Regions from separate parts of the Homo sapiens genome. Here region 1 is linked to region 2. A link is a loop called in an ENCODE intact Hi-C map of the cell type or tissue named here. Cell type or tissue: IMR-90. All regions are shown on one strand. Links, peaks and the distances in the headings refer to the core of each region. The heading gives the core; the rest is flanking DNA.

Evidence for each region. Peaks named below come from ENCODE experiments on the same cell type or tissue, not always from the same donor. Only the 100,000 strongest peaks of a DNase experiment are listed, where the experiment ranks them.
Region 1: it touches region 2 in a loop (5-fold over the local background); 5 of 110 quality-filtered maps call a loop at or near these places.

The regions. Positions count from the first base shown.
Region 1 is chr4:168,180,103-168,187,918 of GRCh38, forward strand. It overlaps ANXA10 (annexin A10), which reads left to right. Exons shown (of 12, transcript NM_007193.5): 10 at 1,581-1,639; 11 at 4,457-4,579; 12 at 7,264-7,634. The coding sequence ends at 7,332. All of the region lies in intron 2 of LOC105377524 (a long non-coding RNA gene), which reads right to left. Among named protein-coding and RNA genes, the nearest start is that of ANXA10, 91 kb to the left of the region's middle. In IMR-90, for the core only: a CTCF peak has its summit at 3,798 (motif pointing right); a DNase peak (open chromatin) is centred at 3,819.
Region 2 is chr4:168,628,445-168,636,260 of GRCh38, forward strand. The region is part of intron 2 of PALLD (palladin, cytoskeletal associated protein); the gene reads left to right. Among named protein-coding and RNA genes, the nearest start is that of PALLD-AS1, 16 kb to the right of the region's middle. In IMR-90, for the core only: a CTCF peak has its summit at 3,243; a DNase peak (open chromatin) is centred at 2,517; H3K4me3 peaks cover 1,616 bases; H3K27ac peaks cover 741 bases.

The sequences.
Region 1 (7,816 bases), core at 2,847-5,346, 450 kb before region 2:
GATAAAGGAATTTTTGTAGCTTATCTAGTAAAGAAGTCTCAAGCTAGGCTTCCATGAAAACAGTTTGATGAAACCCCTAAAATAGTATGCAATAGATGACTATTAATAACTGTGTATTTTTTCTGAAAATGTTACATTTATTCCAGAAAATTCTCTACAAAATTTAATAACCATATATTACATCAAAATCCTTCATTTTATAAACAATGCCTAAGGAAACTAAGTAACTGCCTCCAAGCCTATCAGCTGATTAGCAGCAAAGTTATGACTAAAATTCATAATATCCGAATCTCAAGATAGCTTTCTTTCCACTATAGACCCCTGCCACAAAGCAGTGGGCATAAGAGAGGAAGTGGTGGACATTAGAAATGGCAGAAAACATTTCAACTGATTTATTCACTCAGCAGACATTTATTCAGCACCTACTGTTCTAGACACTGACTTAGGCACTGCAGATAGAACAATGAAACAACAAAAACAGCAAAAGTTCACTGCCTTCAAGGAGCTTTTAAGGAGTAGTGACTCAAGAGTGATTATGAAGATTTCGTGTATTAAAAATGAAAGAAAAGATGAGGGTATAATCTCACAATCTAAAATAATTACTTAAACTACCAGGGAAATACTGTTATGATTATTTCATTCTGGCTAGAAATTATAGCCTCTCATACATTACCTATTCATGTATTAATTTGTTAACCTCTTCAAATAAACACTACTGAATGTTTATGATCATCAACTGACTTCCAGCAAGGTAACTGTTGACCAGGCTCTAGGCTGTCCTACCACCTTAGCAGTTTTTATTAGATAACTTCTAGAACTAGTCTAGACCAGTTGTGGTCCATAGTTTCCCCTTAAGAGATTTCAGGTCTACTCACAAATCTATAAGTTACTAAAAATAGCATTCAAATAGATGAACAGATTACATGGGAGCTATATCAAATTCAATCCTACAATAATAATAATAATCTATAATAGTGTTAATAACCTAGGTCTCTTTGAAGCTCTATTAATTTAATATTCAGATAAAGATGATAAAGTTTTCACTTTGGGAGGCAGAGGCGGGCGGATCATGAGGTCAGGAGATCGAGACCATCCTGGCTAACACAGTGAAACCCCGTCTCTACTAAAAATACAAAAAGTTAGCCGGGCGTGGTGGCGGGCGCCTGTAGTCCCAGCTACTCGGGAGGCTGAGGCAGGAGAATGGCGTGAACCCGGGAGGCGGAGCTTGCAGTGAGCCGAGATTACGCCACTGGACTCCAGCCTGGGCGACAGAACGAGACTCCGTCTCAAAAAAAAAAAAAAAAAGAAGATGATAAAGTTTTCTTCATTAGGCTACATGAAGGAACTAACAAGAGTTCCAACAGATAGAAATAGACCAAGTGAAAATCTGCATGACTCATTATAATGTTGTTGCTTTATATTTTTTTCCTGTGGCTTATAGTGTTACCATTATTCTAAGTGTTGACCTTACAATACAATGTAAGAATTGTAACAGGAAAAGTGTTATTGTTTCTCAAATTCTGACGAAAATATATGTTTTCACTCTCAATGTTTCTTCTTCTCTCTCTGATTTCTCCTAGTTCTCTGTGTTCGAGACAAACCAGCCTATTTTGCTTATAGATTATATAGTGCAATTCATGTAAGTAAGACATATATTTTTAAAATTTCTCCAGAAATTGTGTCTGTTTTCTCAAAGGATTAATTTTACTTCCATCATTTAAATGTTCATTACCATTTTTGAACTTGTATGTACAAAGAAAATACACCCAAGTGAGAAAAACTGGTTTAGACACCAAAAATAAGACATATCAGATAAAAATAATGTTCTGCTTTCTGTATCAAATTTAGGGAACCATATTTGGGGTGTATCTCCCTGTGCACTTTAGAGATTATTTAATATCTGCAGAAACTGGTAAATTCAAATGTTTTTGTATGTTTCCAAAGACCCCCACATCAGACTTATGCAAGTACAAAACATATGGCATTAAGCAGAAAATGTCAAAATATTACAAACTCTCAGCAAGCAATTGCCACGTTCGTGAAGTTTCAATACACGAAATTATGTCAATGGATATTTTTGAACATTGTGCTATTTTCAAAAAGTATTTAAAGTGATAACTAGAAAACCATAAACTCTAAATCTATTTTTGTAATTAAATGGGAATGTTTTTCATACTTCAGTGTGTTATTCAGTCGCACATACTTTGGAGCATTAATTTTTTTTTTTTTTTTTTTTTTTTTTTTTTGAGATGGAGTCTTGCTCTGCTGCCCAGGCTGGAGTGCAGTGGCGCGATCTCGGCTCACTGCAAGCTCTGCCTCCCGGGTTCACGCCATTCTCCTGCCTCAGCCTCCCAAGTAGCTGGGACTACAGGTACCCGCCACCACACCCGGCTAATTTTGTTTTGTGTTTTTAGTAGAGACGGGGTTTCACTGTGTTACCCAGGATGGTCTCGATTTCCTGACTTCGTGATCCGCCCGCCTCGGCCTCCCAAAGTGCCGGGATTACAGGCGTGAGCCACCGCGCCCGGCCTGGAGCGTTCATTTTTTTAAAAAACAAACACTTAAGTGCATCATCACATAATGCACTCCTTATCCATATCTACATGAAACAAAAAAAGAAAGTCTCGGCCGCGCGCAGTGGCTCATGCCTGTAATCCCAGCACTTTGGGAGGCCGAGGCGGGTGGATCACGAGGTCAGGAGATCTAGACTGTCCTGGCTAACACGGTAAAACCCCGTCTCTACTAAAAATACAAAAAATTAGCCGGGCGTGGTTGCAGGCATCTGTAGTTCCAGCTACTCGGGAGGCTGAGGCAGGAGAATGGCCTGAACCCTGGAGGCGGAGCTTGCGTGAGCCGAGATCGCGCCACTGCACTCCGGCCTGGCGACAGAGCGAGACACCGTCTCGGAAAAAAAAAAAAAAAAAAAAGAAAAAAGAAAAGAAAAAGAAAGTCTCATAGAGATAATTATATACATGTCGTAGCCTTGAAAACTCAAAGAAAACGATTAAAAATAATCCAATAATACAGTAATTTTAATCATCAGTTTTATCCTCAAGGTAAATTTAACAGATATACTTCTTAAAAGTAGCCAGCATGCTGGGAAAATATGTTAATAGTCAGGAGTATGTTATTATATATCTTCTGCAGTGTATTTTCTCATTTATGCAAAGGAAGAACCTGGATAACCCCAGAACACAAAAGGAAGATCAATGCTCACAGTCTTGCTTCTCTCCTATTCTATTTTCTAGGAGAAACAGTTGATTTGGTTAAACATTTATTTGAAATAGTGTATTTGGAAATGCTATAGGATGATTTCAATTGTTTCCTTCTCAAAGAACCAACCACTACAACAACAGTATGAAGCTTCACTTGTGAATGATTATGGGAAAATAACTACAATTACCTTGATTCCAATTATGCACAAATTCAAGGCTACTTATTCTAATAGTACATGAAAACTGTATTTTTGCTGTGTATGTGTTATAAGGCAATAGGAAGATATGCGTATTCACAAATGGTTTGTAGGTACGGAGAAGGATTGTATATTCAAGTAATGTAATTTTTGATACCTGAAGACCTCAAATGTCAAATGTTTGTCAAAAAGCTGCTTTAATCACCCCTGAACCAAAGATATATTCTGTGTTCTCCTCCAGTGAACTCTAAAGTGAACGATCTACATTTTAAGTTTGAATACTTGTTAGATCATTCATTTTAACCACCTCAAATTATGAAAAGTTTATTAGTAATATACATTCAAAACATTGTCTTCAAAAATCAGATTCTGTTTTCTGGCCACTAGATGTCACGATTACTCTGTTTGGAAAGACAATTTGAAACTGATTTGTTAGGGTGCAGTATTTCTGGGGCTAGCATACAGACATTGATTTTGTATTTTTCTGCATTTGAATTTAAACCGGCAAATATTTGAATCACCTAGAATTCTAATTTTTTATAATTTATCAATGATGACAAGAAAATAAAATTAAAATGTTACTGCTGTCTTAGACAAATCAATGTCCATCTGACAGAGCTGAGAATGTCTTCCCCTCCAAGGAAGAATTCTTACCAGGAAGGACCACAGGATCAGATTTGCAGTTTATAATGCAGTGTGAGTGGGACGGTGTGAAGGTTAACAAGGCTAGAAAGGGGGAGCAACTATTGCAGAATCAGGGTGAAATGATAAGGGTCAGAGTCAAGGTCGTGGCACTGGAATAGAGAGCACAAGGCATTCAGAAAATAGAAGAGAATAATTCACTGTCAGCATGCGGTAAGGGAGAGGGAGAAGTGACAGAAATGACTCAGGATCTGAACCACAGCCTGTGTGGCCAGTGATGCCAGTGTTGGAAGAACTCAGGAAGAAGAGAAAATGACTACAGAAAAGGGGTGTGTCCACTTGGGACAGACTGACTTTTAGGATGCTGTCTTCTCATTTCTCCCACTTTTCTGTATCTTTTAGGACTTTGGTTTCCATAATAAAACTGTAATCAGGATTCTCATTGCCAGAAGTGAAATAGACCTGCTGACCATAAGGAAACGATACAAAGAGCGATATGGAAAATCCCTATTTCATGATATCAGAGTAAGTTTCCGACACATGATTTATTTGGACCCACATTTTCTCCTTTTTGAAACTGAGATAAAAGTTCTCATTCAAATAACTTCATGGCAGACTCTAAAAAGTTAACTATTCAGACAGGGATAACCTAGTTTTTTTCCTCTACACAGTCTTTAGAACATCGGCAGGTGCTAACTTAGAAAACCCTTTACCTCAGCTGGGCGTGGTGGCTAATGCCTGTAATCCCAGCACTTTGGGAGGCTGAGGCAGGCAGATCACGAGGTCAGGAGATCCAGACCAACCTGGCTAACACGGTGAAACCCCGTCTCTACTAAAAATACAAAAAATTAGCCAGGTGTGGTGGCACACGCCTGTAGTCCCAGCTACCCGGGAGGCTGAGGCAGGAGAATCGCTTGAACCCGGGAGGCGGAGCTTGCAGTGAGCTGAGATTGCGCCACTGCACTCCAGCCTGGGCAACAGAGTGAGACTCCATCTCAAAAAAAGAAAAAGAAAAAAAAAAGAGAACCCTTTACCTCAGCGACAGAACTTATTCCTCTTTGATGTGTTTTACCCAGAAGCATTGATGCAGTCATGCAAAATATTCATTCTCTATAATTGTGCTTAAAGAGCTAAATTCTGAAGTATGATCAGGCTCAGGAAAAATATATATTGCAAAAGGCTGCATTACTTTTGAAGAGGTTTCTTAAATCAGTTGAGCTGTCCTCTCATATTGTCATAGAAGGCAGGGCAGTCAGTCAAATATCATAAACTGCTAATTCGGAGGGACTTAATGTTCCTAGCTATATACAACTCTACATATCCTTATCCCTTTAGCCCTTGAAGGGCAAAGGAGCAATGATTCAGTACTGAACAAGCCAGTGTTTTCATTCTGATACTTTTAAACTTCATGCATTTTGATACAACCTAACAAAGAATCCTCAGAATATATAGGACCATTTACTAACTGAGAGCCTAGTGGAAAATAAAAATGCTTGGCACTGTGTTCAAAAAAGTTTCAAGAATTTCAGGATGGGGAGAGCAGAGCATTAAACCAAGCCAAGCACAGGGACATAAGAATAGAACTGAACTTATATTTTGTGCAGAACTAAAAGCTATTACCTTGTTCACGTTGTTTTCATCTGAAATTTGTAATTCCAAGAAGCAGTGTTTTAGTTTATTGAAAGAGTAATCTAGAAGCAATCTAAAGCCCAAGAGATCACATAATACAGAAGACTTTGTAGGCCTCTGGAGAGCTGAAATGGTTTCTAAGAGGAAGAGTTGATGGAGCAGTTAAGAGAAATCTTATTCCTTCATCTTTGATAAAACTCTCCTACAGCCACTTTCAAAACTCTAAACTCTTTTAGTGATGAGAAATGCATGGCATAATTCATTTTCTAAATGAATACATTAGTTCTTAGGCACTTATTATAATTAATCACAACCGACTCAAAGTCTGCTAATATGAAAATGTAATTAATGTAACTTTGCTATGTACATTTAAAGTACTGAATTATCATTACATGACTTTGTGCCAAAGCACCTTAATATGAAAGTTGATACTTAACAAAGAAACATTTTATAATATTTATTTACTACTATCATTGATTTTGGAAAATATAGAAATTATAGAAGACCATTACAAGAAAATTAAAACCTCCCTAATTTTCTACAGAAAATCATTAATAAACTTTTATTCTGCTATGGTGTGCATGTTTGTGTCTCCTGAAAATGTATCTGCTGAAATTCTAACCCCAAAGAAGTGATGATACTAGGAGGTGGGGTCTTTGTGAGGTGATTAGGTCATGAACGTGGAGCCCATGAATGGGATTAATGTCCTTATAAAATAGGCCAAAGAGAACACCTTTGTCCCTTCTGCCATGTGAGCTTAGAATGAGAAGAAGGCTGTCTACGAGAGACAGGCACTCAGCAGGCACCACATCTGCTTGATCTTGGCCTTGCCAGCCTCTAGAGCTGTTAGAAATAAATTCCTATTGTTTATAAGTCACCCAGTTTATGGTACTTTTGTCACAGCTGCCTGAACACACTAAGACAGGTACTTTCAGTCATTTTCTAAAGCTATATAAATAATAATATGTTTTGCTATGTAAAAGAGTATTTTTATTGAATCATGGTATTCTGCTGTATAAGCTATAAAGTACACAAACTACCTCACATTATTATACATTGCTTCTCAGTTTTTCACTATTATACATAATATTATGGTGTATATATTTTTAGCACAAAACTTTGTGCTTATCAATGATTGATAATAACTTTCTTAATATATATTTCTTGAGGTAGAATTACTACATTAATAATTATAAATATTTTTAAATCTTTTGAGACATATTAATTTGTTCTCCACATTCTACATTCATTTATAACAATAATAATAATAACATTAGGGTACATCTTCCTAAAGTTGAGGAGAATATTTAATTCTAAGGCAAGTTCTTATAAATACACATTCAGGTTCAACCGACTTTATGTAAACCACATACTACTGACTGTAACCAGAGCATTATTCTTCAACAACTTTCATTGGGAGCAGTACTTAGGGCATGTTAAACCTTTAGATGAGAAAAGTAAATAAGTTTAGAAAGGCTAATGGTCCATGGCTCTTTCATAGTGCAGTCCAGAGGAATTATGCTTCCTTTTTAGAACTATTATGATATTTTATTTCAAATATATTATATTTTTCTTTTCAGAATTTTGCTTCAGGGCATTATAAGAAAGCACTGCTTGCCATCTGTGCTGGTGATGCTGAGGACTACTAAAATGAAGAGGACTTGGAGTACTGTGCACTCCTCTTTCTAGACACTTCCAAATAGAGATTTTCTCACAAATTTGTACTGTTCATGGCACTATTAACAAAACTATACAATCATATTTTCTCTTCTATCTTTGAAATTATTCTAAGCCAAAGAAAACTATGAATGAAAGTATATGATACTGAATTTGCCTACTATCCTGAATTTGCCTACTATCTAATCAGCAATTAAATAAATTGTGCATGATGGAATAATAGAAAAATTGCATTGGAATAGATTTTATTTAAATGTGAACCATCAACAACCTACAACAAGAGAGTCTGCTCAAGGCCGTCTTTATCATGATTTGAAAGACCAAGGAAAATGCAGTGTGACCATCCTAGTTTGGGGAATTTTTGAGACTCCTATACAATTACAATAAAGCTAGAGTGATCATCTACAGCAGGCTTTAAAAATAAGTAAAGACGTAAACCAGCAAAATGTGGCCGGG
Region 2 (7,816 bases), core at 2,066-4,565:
GACATTCTACATCTCACTTTCTCTGTTTCAGCCACATTGTCCCCTTTGCTGTTCCTCAAACGTGCTAGGCATGGTCCCTCCTTAAGGCCTTTGCACTAGCTTCTTCTGCCTGGATCACCATACTCTCCAAATAATCCCAAAGCTCACTGACTCCCTTACCATGATCAAGTCTTTGCTCACACGTCACTGTCTCAAGAAAGCTGCCCCTGGCCGCTCCGTTTTAAATTAAAATTCCCCACTGACATCCCCAACCCCCATTATCTTGCTCAGTGTGTTCAACTGCTCTTATTATGTCCTAACTCAACACAGAATTAACTTGTTTAGTATGTTTGTTTTCTGCCTAATGTGCCCCTTGCCCAAGATATAAATGCCAAGGGACAGAAAGTTTTGTCAGCTTGTCCCCTGCTGTGTTACCAACATACACAATAGTCTGTGGCATGAAGTAGGTCTTCAACAGGTGTTTGTTTCCAAACAAATGAATTAATGAACATACAATGTGGAAAGGACTATAAAGTGTATATGTATTTAAGTGAAGATGTAAGACGAAGCCCAGTTATTGTTCTGCCTATAGTATTTTTTTTTTTTTTTTGAGATGGAGTTTCACTCTTGTCGCCCAGGCTGGAGTATAATGACGCGATCTCAGCTCACTGCAATCTCTGCCTCTTGGGTTCAAGCAATTCTCCTGCCTCAGCCTCCCAAGTAGCTGGGATTACAGGTGCCCGTTGCCATGCCCAACTAATTTTTGTTTTAGTAGAGATGGGGTTTCACCATGTTGGCCAGGCTGGTCTCCAACTCCTGACCTCAGGTGATCCGCCCACCTCAGCCTCCCAAAGTGCTGGGATTACAGACGTGAGCCACCGTGCCCGGCCCTGCCTATAGTATTTTTAAGAAATAAAGAAAAAGTGTAAGAATGTATTTAGGCCAAAAGAAACCTGGAAGTCTACAGAGAAAACTATTATCAGTGGTTACCTGGAGGGAGATGTATGGACTGGGCATATGGGGAAGAGTGGTAGAAAGGAGACTGTGGTGCATGTACTTTTATATAAATTATGTAAATGTATTACTTATTCAAAACATTAAATTAACAAAAGAAAAATAAAAGCTGATGTCAGCTCCCAAAGATTGTAATTCAGTAGTTCTGAGCAGGGCTCAGGGGAATCTGCATTTTCAACAAGCTCCCCCACCCTCCCATCCCTTCCTGGGTGGGGTAGATCACCCTCAAAAATCACTGTCACCACTACCTCTCCTGACCCCAAAACGCCACAAACCGCGTAACGTTGGGATAGTTCTCATTTGGAGCACAAGCAAATGGGCAGGCACATCACAGAAACTAATGGCAGAGTTTTCAGTAACATTTGACACCACTAACAGCTGCCACCCAAAAGGCAGCCTCCTTGTGTGGAAGAACAGCAGAAATTTCATCTACCCTTCAGTTTCATCCCCACAAGCAAGCAGGACCAGTAAAAGGAGTGTCCTCTCTGTCTAAGACATTTATATATGTTGGGTGTTTAGACTAAATTTCAGACTTCTAAACATTCACAGGTTTAGCGAAAGTAGTTGGAGGGGCTTCTTCAGATTTCTGCGCTCATGGTGATCATATACTGAAACCCTCCAAATTTTTCCTTCCTCTTTCGCCCAGGCATTTTAATTAATACAATGTCCTTCCTAATTCACAGAGGAAAGATCTTTCTAAGAACCCTTGCTGGAGATGAGAAAGGTGGTAAGGATCTGAAATGTGTCTTAGCAAGACTCACCCAACAGGGCCACCCTGCTTCATTGTGATGCCTTTCAGATAAACGAAGTATTCGGCTCTTGTTATTCAATGACCCTAATAAAACTTTACAACTGAAGTGTAGAGGAAAAAAATAAATAAAAAGATCTAATGACATACAAGAAGGGACTGAACCTGTCAACCCCAGAATATTTTCAGTCTGAAAAGCAACCTCATCCTTATTAACTTTACATTGATTCCCAAAGAGCGGAAAATTTAATAAGGAAGAAAAAATTCAATATTTCATGACTCACCACTTCCTCGGGATAATAAATACGAACTAAAGATATATACACTGAACGCTTTTAACATTTTATTTTCACTTCAAAAAATACTGTTTGCACTATCTCTACTATTGACCTCTCAAGATGATTCTATTTCCGGAACGCATTTTTTGATATGGTTTCTAATTCAAAAATCTGTCACATCTTTGATATTTCATAGGCTCCATTAAAATTAATAGCTTCATGGGTCCCTCATGAGTTTCTTCCTTAAATTTTCAAACGGTTTGTGGTCTGTTTCTCAGACTGGCCAATGACAAGCAGTTCTGGGACTGGAAGATGGAAGTAGTGAAATAATCTTTAAAAATGTGTAAAAATTAAGCACTGTCTGCCAGGGGCTTTAGAGTTGGCAAATAGCTAGGTCTTTATTAAACGGTTGGTTTTGTTTCTCCTGTTGTTTCTTCCTGATATCCGTCTGTGTGGTAACTGAGTCACTATGACATAATACCGCAGAGAAAGACTGCAGGACAACCAGACGTACACATGTTCATCCCTCAATGAGTCGCAACCTTGGGTCTGTTCCCTAGACATTGGTGGAAAGACTTGATTAATGGCAGACTTGTTCAACATAAAAAAGAACAAAGACCAGATTTATTCTTGGCATTCCCTTTCCTAGGGGCTTACTTGTAATGGGGTAATTAATTTATGGCTTTGCAGTAAGGCGGCATCAGAGGAGCAATTTAACTCACAAGAGGTAACGCAGATGGAGAGTACAACTGAAAGATACCTTGTGTGGAAGGGTACAGAAGGAACCTCAAGCTGGACGTTGATTTCTTTTATCAGTAATACAAATTCACTACTAGCTGCTTCTTGGATTTCCCCCCTTGAGAGCTGCAACGTTTCCTAAATGAACAGAGGTCTTTAGGGAATGCCTCAAACCACAGCTGAATGGGGAGTGGCTTTAGAAATCGCCGGTGGAACTTGCCTGTTACCTTCTTACAATTCCCCCCGCCCCTGGGCAACGCAAAAGCCGTCCTAAGTGCGATAAGAGCATGGAGTGAAGGGAGTTATTTCTGGAGTTTAGCAGCATTCCTCCCCAGGACACACCCTCTCCCCCTCCCCAGCAGCCCGGCACTCCGACACACTCCGCGCACACGCGCCCCTCGGCGAGACGCGGCGCATTCGCGCGCTGGAGACCGGCGGCCTCTCACCGAGCCTGAGTCGTGGCCGCTGCGCCGCCAGGAGGCTTCCCGGGAGCCGGCGGGGCCCAGGACCTCTCGAGCGCAGCAGGCAAGGGGCCGGCCTTTTGGCAGCGCGGCTGCCAGTTAATTTTCTCCGTTGCATTCTGCAAACGAGATCGCATTCAGAGCCCAGAAGTTGCAAGCTGGGAATAAGCGAGATCTGAAAGACCCCCAAGAGGAGCTTGTTTGGGAGTGGGGGCAGACGGCGTTTTGCGCCCAACTGGTAAGTGGCAGCATTAAATCTATGCAGACATGGAGGAAATAAAGCTTTGCAGCCTTTCCAGGCAGTGGCATGCAAGTACTCGTGCGAAGAGTACTGTTTGGGGTGTTTAGTTGTAGTGGACTCAGAATACCGTGTTCCGCCACGGTTTTCCTAATCCCTTCTTCGGACTCCTCTTTGGGGGTTGGCGGGGGCGGGTCCTGCTTCGCGGGACTTTTCTGTTGTTGGAGTTAGGGTGGGGGAGGGGAGAAAGGCGTGAGGTTGAATAATCTCTCCTACCCACCTCACCCTTTTTTTTTTCCATTAAAAAAAATGATACTTTTAGAGAAGCTTCTCTTTCATGTGTTTAACTTGCCTGCTGCGATTTGAGCCCAATGAGTTTGTATTTTCTCTAATTACTTTGTAATCGGCTCCATCCTCGGTTGAAATAGAAGGAAACTTTCACAAAGCAATCAATTTCTGACAGCCTAAGAGCTGCTCAGTTGCTGAATGAGGTCTAGCTGGAAACACTTTGTTTCTCACAAGGTTTTGGTGATTTTTCCCATGAGAAATCTGGGCGTTTTCACACCTGTTGCTTTTCAGTTGCCTCAAAATTGTTTGCTTGTTTGTTTGTTTTCTTGGGTTTCACTTGATTGCAGTTCTTTGTCTAACCAAATCCAATGCTACTTTCCCGGTTCTCCTCTCCCTTTGGACGGGGTCCCTGTTGTTAGCATTCAGTTGGCGGTGGTTCTTAGGGAACAAGTGGCAGGCAGAATACAATAGGGAAGAATGCATTCCTGATGACTCCTCTACCATGGAAAGACTGAAAAACTGACATTCTCCATTAGTTTTTATGGAAAGCATTGCTGACGCTTATAAATATTCAATTTTGGTGAGTTCCTGAAATTATTTAATCCAGAAGTAACCAGCATGACTTTTACAGAGAGAGTTCCCCTAATCTATTTGCATTACAAGCATAGAGACCCTGGCACCTGAACACCCCCAGAATGCTGAAGTCACCTTTCACTTCACTGGCAGGTAGGCTACTGACAAGGAAAGGGGTGATGGAATGTTAGGAGAGGGGCAGCGGGGAAGACCCCCTGAGAAGGGGGCTGTCCTCCAAGGGACCAGCATGATTTCAGCTTTCTGATGATTAAGAAAATCATCAGGATATTGGAGTGTAATTTAACATCCTAGTAGGTTAAGTTGAATTCCTGTCCACATGATGAAAAAGACTTTCTATCAGCCCTTCTCACACTTCCAAGTGGAGCTCAATGGAATGCTTGTTTATTTCTGTTGCCGATAAATCCATGGGAAATCTCTGCTGAACCCAGCAATTTTAAAAAAGCAAGTTCCAGCTTATAATTGCCCGTATAATGGCAAACAGGTTATTTTCAGTAACCTAAGACTCTTACATTTCCCCCCGCGGTTGTTATAGGGGTTACATGAAGATGTTATGAGCATGCATTTGAGCTTACCCACCCCCAACTGAAATGGAAAGTTATCCTTGGGTGTCTGATGGAAAAGATTGTTGCCAGATACCTTAGGAGGCTATAAAATAACATGTTTCTGAAAAGATCATAACTAGTAGACATGAGTGTCTATAGCTACTATATAATTTTTCATTGTTCCTTTAGGAAAGAGACCTACTTTGATCACTACAGTGTTTACATTTGTTGTTTATTTGTTGTATGGTTTTTCTGAGTCTTTTTTCTTTTCTTTTTGCTATTGAAAATCTCCCTTCATTTAAATGAAATCACAGACTAGAAATAGCAATGATTGCTCTCTAGGGCTAAAATTAGAAACTACAAGAGACTTTTTAGACACATCCCTCTTGTCTCATGGAAGGTTCTGCCGAGTTTTCTTTAAAACTCCCACTTAAGCAATTATTGTAAGATGATGTTTACTCTGTAAAATAGCATTTTTATTTGGACAATTTTTTTCCATCAAGCTTTAATCATACTTTGCCAATGCATATTGAACTTTGTTTCTCTGAGGTGCCTAAAGGGACATCCAATACATTTACCATCCCTTCAAAGTCTGTATACTTAGCTCTTTGAACAGTTTCTTAAAAAAATAATAATAATAAATAAACAAAAGCTCCAATGGCACTTGCAAGAGACAAGACTGGGTCCTGTGATGTGATGGCAGATGGCAGTTGCATGAGCTTTGTTTATGCTCAGAACAAGCTCGGTGTCTCTTAAATTAATCATGAATTGAATAATTGATTTCTCACACCTTGGGCTGCATTTAATCTTCAGCTGTACATTTAAAGATAGGTTATGATTGAGGTCTTGTTCACTTGGACGTCCTTTCAAAGCCTATCAAGTGATTTTACAGTTGGGTCATTTCTAATCGTAACACATATTATAAAATGTAATGACATAAACTTCGAGCTTTCCTGGCTTTTCAATTTCCAAGATGGGCTTCAGTGACCTTCCCATTTGTTGGTCAGCCCCAAAGATGGTGGGGCTAATGGATACAGTGGTTTTTCTGTAAATGTAATTAAACGTGCCTCTGCCAGCTGCCTGTGGTATTTGTGAATGTTTTCGTAAGAAAAGCTGTTCTTCGACTTTATCTGCCCACTGTGGTTTGTGGCATGTTGTGCTATTCTGCAGCCTTGCAGTTTTTTTCCTGAATGATTGGGCTATGATGTCATGTGCTATCTCAGCGCAGAACCTTTTCAAAGCTTTGCTGGGGTCTGTGTGCCTGAGCGAGGGGAGTGGAGGCTCCCTCAGAGCGCACTTGGTAGCGACTCCCCGTCTACTCCAGCACATTCCATCGCCTGGAGACCAAAGCCACCAAATGATTTGCGGTCAGAGTGATTTGGGGCTGGTTAGAGATGATTTAAAAGGAAGGTTATGGGCATATGAAGTGTAGCGTAAAGAAAATATATTTTACTACTTTATTGAGACCACATGGCTCCAACTTGAACTTTTTTTTTAAACATGGAAATTGTTGGCTGAACTGGCTCACAGTGTTTTTTCCCTTTTTTTCATTTTTATTGCTCTGAGCGAAGAGCTGTACTCCCTATTTATTATATGCTTGACCTCTCCATTATTTCTGAAAGTTTGAAAAGCTTTTTATGTTTAAAGAAAACAGGAAAACGTAGGATTTATCTGTTGTGCTCTTCAAGGGCCAAATACCATTGCCAGAGAAGAGACCCAACTCTCTCCAATAACTGAAAGAAGGTTTCTTTCTCATGTCAAGCTTGGGAAGCCATCAGTTATGAAAGAGACAAGGGCCAGTCTGTCCCAGGGTACCCGAGGGCCACAGCATATCAGTACTGACAGTGTATCCATGTCTCTTGTTGACTGGGAGAGATGGTTTTGCTCAACCTCCTAAGGGTTCAATATACCCTACGATTAATAATGGGGCCAAATAAAGCATGGTCGATCTTTTCCAATGCCAGAATGGTGATGCTAGGGCTCAGAGACCAGGGGCTCCTTCTCATTAGCGGTCCATGGGAACACATAACACTTGGGTGCAACACTTCGTTTGTGAGACTAAGCAGCCATCTCCTGCCTCTCCTATGTGGGCTACCACAAACTGGCACAGTAAACCACCTATTACCTCTGAACAGGTTCCCAAATCTCTGTCCAGCATGAACTTAAAGTATCTATTATCACTTCACTCTGTGGCTCAGGTTCATCCTATTTCAATCCTCAAGGCATATGCCATAGTCTAATAGTCCATTACAAGCTATCAGATAGCCAGCTCCAACTTGCAATTCGGTGTTATGACACTAGCTAGAGAAGTGCCATGGAAAGCATGTTTGTGAGCATGCCCAGTCCCTTGGCAGCCATCAACCCAGGGTCTGAGGGCCATGACTGTGATGTAATGGAAGGCCTGAGATCTTCCCACCAACCCTTCATGGTTGCTGGTCTGTGATCCATCTGAGCCAGCCTGGATTCCCGCAGTTTGAGTCTGTGTGTGTGTCCAGGGATTTAAAGGAAAACATGTGGAGACCAAATTAGTGTGGCACCTGATGAGAAAATCTTATAGAATTGGAAAAATGTCAAGAAGGCAACATTGTATGATGGAAATCAAACTACATTGGAATTGAGGATCCTGGTTTTGCCACTATGTGACCTTGAACCAGCTATTTAGTAATGTAACATTGATAAAGCACTGTATTACATTTGATCATTTCCTTCCCAAATATGACATGTGATCATCAGAACCACATTTGGAAGCAGGTAGGGCAGGTGGCGTTATTTCCATTCTGCAAGTATGGAAACTGGAGCTCTAGAGGTTAATGACTTGCTCAAGGTCACAAAGCATGTGAGTGGTAGAATTTGACCTCAAACTCAGAACTTCTGCCAGACACGGTGGCTCATAAGCATGAGCCTGTAATCCCAACACTTTGAGAGGCCAAGGCAGG